Regions from separate parts of the Homo sapiens genome. Here region 2 is linked to region 1. Evidence: chromatin loops called from intact Hi-C (ENCODE). Cell type or tissue: OCI-LY7. All regions are shown on one strand.

Evidence for each region. Peaks named below come from ENCODE experiments on the same cell type or tissue, not always from the same donor. Only the 100,000 strongest peaks of a DNase experiment are listed, where the experiment ranks them.
Region 2: a loop joins it to region 1, with 3 times the contacts of the local background. A loop is called at or near these places in 2 of 110 quality-filtered maps.

The regions. Positions count from the first base shown.
Region 1 is chr3:13,086,718-13,089,217 of GRCh38, forward strand. It overlaps a transcript of IQSEC1 not described here. Among named protein-coding and RNA genes, the nearest start is that of IQSEC1, 15 kb to the left of the region's middle. RefSeq lists enhancers at 706-765, 816-905, 926-985, 1,626-2,125. In OCI-LY7, no CTCF peak of the experiment used is centred here; DNase peaks (open chromatin) are centred at 84, 754, 1,104 and 1,494; H3K4me3 peaks cover 1,223 bases; H3K27ac peaks cover 2,424 bases.
Region 2 is chr3:13,427,218-13,429,717 of GRCh38, forward strand. No RefSeq gene overlaps it. Among named protein-coding and RNA genes, the nearest start is that of NUP210, 8.1 kb to the left of the region's middle. In OCI-LY7, no CTCF peak of the experiment used is centred here; DNase peaks (open chromatin) are centred at 334, 654, 1,184 and 1,644; H3K4me3 peaks cover 1,360 bases; H3K27ac peaks cover 2,440 bases.

The DNA.
Region 1 (2,500 bases):
ACAGCTCTCTCTTCAGGTCTCAGCTTAGCAATCACCTGCAAGGGAGGCCTTCCTGAGCACCCTTGAAGAAGTAGCCCCCAGGCACTGTCTCCTCACCCAGTTTACTTCCTCTAGGCCATTTACAGGCATCCTGTTTAATTGTTCTTTCTCAACATCTGTCTTCTCTCAAGAAAATATCCTGTCCACAAGGCAGGGTCACCCCCTGTCTTGGTTATCGTGGCATCCCCCAGTGCACTGAATGGGGCCTGGCACACAGCAGGTGCTAATAAATGTTTGCCAACCAAACGAATGAATGACCTCAAGCCACACTCCCTCATTCACCCCCAGCTGGTTCAGGGGATCGTGGGTGCCACACTGTAGCTCTACTTATTTCACATGCCACACCCTTTGAAGGTTTGGTGAAAATCCCACCCCAGACAACATTCTTCCTACAGTCTAAATCTACACTGGGTAATTACTTTCAAATCCACACTAATAATAGGTCTTGTGATTACAGTTTATTTGCTGCGACTTTAGTTAATGGGCTGGATGGAATATTTGCATCTAGAAAGTTCCCCTGATGTTTTAAAGAGCTCCCAAATTCATCCACCAAAAGGAAGAGAAATAGCAAGAAAGAATAACTCAGAGAACTGCATTGTTGCCTCTTGGTGCAGGAGAGGCTCTCGGTGCAGAAAGAGCCCCAGAGTGTGTGCAGGAGGTCTGCAGACAAGCCCCTTCGCTTCTCTCAGCCTCAGTCTCCTCATCTGCAAAATGGGTTGGTAAACCTGGCTGGCAGGGGAGGAGACCGTGAATCAATCCCAAACCTTGACAGCCGTGATGACTTTGCAATTTGCTAAGAGCCTCTGCACCACTATCCCAGTCATGTTTTTCTTTTAACTATTTTTAGTTAAATGCATTTGAAAGGGAGTTTTTCTTTCACTACCACAAACGGAAAACCAGGATCACTTGCTGTCTTCGTCTATTTTGTGCTGCTGTAACAGAATATCTGAGACTGGGTAGTTATAAATGTATTACTCACAGAGACTTATTGCTCAGTTCTGGAGGCTGGGAAGTCTAAGGTCAAGGGGCTTGCACCTGGCAAGGGCCACCCTGCTGCATCCTCCCGTGGCAGAAGGTGGAAGGGCCAAAGAGCACTACGGAGGGATGGGGGCCGAACTTATCCTGTTTATCAGGGCCCGCTCCCAGGACAACTACCCCACTTCTGAGTTAACATGAACCCCTCCTGGCCCAACCCCTTCTTCAAGGCCCCAACCCTCACCGCTGCTGCCCTGGGGACTAACTTCCCAATGCATGAACTTTGGGGGACAAATTGAAACCACAGCACTAGAGCACAGTCCCCCCACCCTGTCTAACACAGCCCCTCCCTGTTTCTCTTCTCTGGTGCCTGGTGTTCTGTGACCCACTGATCACTTTGTGTGTTTACCATCTGTTTCTCACACTGGATTAGTTTCATGTCTGTCCCGTAACTGCTGAGTCCCCAGGGCTTAAAGCAGGGCAGCGTGCTAACGCAGTGGGTGGCGAAGGAACAGATGAAAGTGGAGGGGGAAGAGGAACTGCTGGCCATTCGTGCATGTGCTCACCCAGCACCTGCATGCTGACGACGCCCTCGCTTGACCTCTGCTCACTGCAGGGCTGAGGTCCAGATACCTCCACCACATCTATGAGAGCACAAGCTTAGTATGCCGAGGCCCACCAGCTTCCCGAAGCCTGCTCCTCCCCACTCCTGCTCTCTCCAGGCCCCCACCCACTCACTCTCACTCCTCCCAGCCTCCACACCCCTCCCTGGTTCCTGTCGCCCTCCCCGCTCCTCTGAATGGCCTTAGTACCCTCCCTACCCTCCTTGATTCAGCTCTCAGCCAGACCAATCCTTTGGCTGAACCTACATGAGACCATGGCCCTCTTCTGCTCAGTACCCTCCCGGGGACCCCACCCCACTCAGAATAAAAACCCCAATCCTTGCCATGATCCACAGGCCCTGCTTTACCCCCTGGGCCTTATTTATCCTCCTCCTAACTCTGCCTCGGGCACACTGGCCTGTTGCAGTTTCTCCAGCTCCAGCTCCAGGCTCTCCTGCCCCAGGGCCTTTGCATGTGTCATGCTTTTTGCCCAGGGGGATATTCAAAATATTTAACACAGGCACTGGCCCCCACCACTCCAAAACACCTCCTGCTAGGCTAAGTATTAACTCCTTTATTGCAGATCCTAGGGACATCTGAAGAGGGCCAGGAGAAGGGCTGGACAGAGACAGCAGCAGTGGGAGCCCCTCTGGGGGTCCAGACAGTGGGCTTTAACCCAGGGGCATGAAAAGATTTCAGTATTGTAACGACAGGTGTGTAACCGCTGGACATATGCCCTGACTTGGCCTGGCCCACTCCTCTCCTATTGGCCAGGAGGCCCCCTTGGGCCCCTCCCCAAAATACACTGCCACACCCCATCCTGGCCTTTTACTTTAGCACTTGTCACTATAAAACCACACAGCCCTAAAATATAAACAACCCAA
Region 2 (2,500 bases), 340 kb after region 1:
CCCCCGTCTCTACTAAAAATACAAAATTAGCCGATTAGCCGGGTGTCGTGGTGCATGCCTGTAATCTCAGCTACTCAGGAGACTGAGGCAGGAGAATCGCTCAGTTGCTCAGGAGGGAGTGGAGGTTGCAGTGAGCCGAGATCGTGCCATTGCACTCCAGCCTGGGCAACAAGAGCGAAACTCCATCTCAAAAAAAAAAAAAAAAAAAAAAGGATGCAGCTACAATAAAAAACAGTATATTTCCTCAAAACATTAAATGTAGAATTACCATATGATTCAGCAATCCCACTTCTGGGTATACGCAACACAACTGAAAGCCCTATAACCGTATACCCATGTTCATAACAGCATTATTCACAATAGCCAAAAAGTGAAAGCCATGCAATTCATCCATTGATGGATAAATAAACAAAATGTGACCTATCCATTCAATGGAATAATATTTAGTCTTAAAAAGGAAGACCGGGTGCAGTGGCTCACACCTGTAATCCCAGCATTTTGGGAGGCCGAAGCGGGCAGATCACCTGAGGTCAGAAGTTCAAGACCATCCTGACAACATGGTGAAACCTTGTCTCTACTAAAAATACAAAAATTAGCCAGCTGTGGTGGCAGGCACCTGTAGTCCCAGCTACTCCGGAAGCTGAGGCAAGAGATCGCTTGAACCCAGGAGGTGGAGGTTGTAGTGAGCCGAGTTCGTACCACTGAACTCCAGGCTGTGCGACAGAGCAAGACTCCGTCTTTAAATAAATAAATAAATAAATAAATAAATGATACAGTTAATATAAAAAAAGTTATTAACAGTAAAGGATTCTTCTAATAAAAATAATCACTTATTCTGATTGAGACCAGAATATTCTACTCATTTCATTCTTCTGAGTGTAGTCCTTTCATCCCGAATGAGTATGTATACAAGAGTGTATGTGACACATAAATAAAAATTCATGCCCAGACAACAAAAGACATGTTAGGAAACTTTCATTTCACCCACAGCCTCGCCAACACAATGATCAAATAGGAATTTAGGTTTTCCATAATTTTCCATTATATTCACCCAGGAGGAAGCAACAATTTTTCTTTTGTTGATCTTGCAGCTTTCAGATTGTTTGCCCTGCACCTGAGACTTCTTCTTAGTGGGCAGGTGTCTTCCTGTCTTGTCAGAGGGAGGGTGACTTCCTGTAAGATGCCCCAGTCTTCCTCTCAGCTCGAGGAGCAGGCTTACTTCAAGTAGGCTTACTTAAGTAGGCTTAAGTTAATCATTTGAGTGATTAGCCAGGGAAATTCAGCTAAATGGTTGACAATATCTCAATGCTTACACATTAGACTGTGTTAAACTGTAATGTGTTTTTTTTTGTTTTTTCTTTTTTGAGACAGAGTCTCACTGTGTCACCCAGGCTGGAGTGCAGTGGTGCCATTTTGGCTCACTGCAACCTCTGCCTCCTGGGTTCAAGCGATTCTCCAGCCTCAGCCTCCTGAGTAGCTGGGACTACAGGCATCTGCCACATGCCCAGCTAATTTTTTGTATTTTAGTAGAGACAGGGTTTCACCATGTTGGTTAGGCTAGTCTCGAACTCTGATCCACCTGCTTCAGCCACCCAAAGTCCTGAGATTACAGGCGTGAGCCACCGCACCTGGTCTGTAATATCTTTTAAGTCATAACCTGTCTTGGCTGAGTAATTTAGGTTTGGGGGTTTTGCATTCTTTAGAAATTGTATGAGCTTAACTTTTTTTTTTTTTTTTTTGAGACAGGATCTCACTCTGTCACCCAGACTGGAGTGTAGTGGTGAAATCTCAGCTCACTGCAACCTCCACCTCCCGGGTTGAAGCAATTCTCCTGCCTCAGCCTCCTGAGTAACTGGGATTACAGGCATGCGCCACCACGTCTGGCTAATTTTTGTATTTTAGCAGAGACGGGGTTTCACCATGTTGGCCAGGCTGGTCTCAAACTCCTCACCTCAGGGATCCATCCACCTCGGCCTCCCAAAGTGCTGGGATTACAGGCATGAGCCACGGCACCCAGCCGTGAGCTTAAATTTTAATTAGTTGGGGAGAGGAGAGAAACCTTTTCTTGCCATTTTTACACTGTGGGCCCTGAGTACTTCTCTGTGTATTGAGAAAGGGAGAAATAAGAATGAAAAGATGGGTAGACATACATACAGACAATTCCCAGAAGAGGACATTCGGATGGTCAACACACATGTGAAAACCTGCTCATCCTTCTCAGTAACCAGGGAAATGCAAATTAAAACAGCAACAAGCTGTCTTTTCTCACTCATCAGATTGGCAAAACTTTTCTTTCAAGTCTTACAACATCAAGTCTGGGCAAAGATGGAGGAAAATGAACTCTCTCATGTCGCTGGTAGAAGCATAAATTAGTCCAGCCAATTTGTTTGTGTGTGTGTGGTTTTTTTTTGTTGTTGTTGTTTTGTTTTGGAAACAGAGTTTCACTCTTGTCACCCAGGCTGGACTGCAATGGCAGGATCTCGGCTCCCTGCAACCTCTG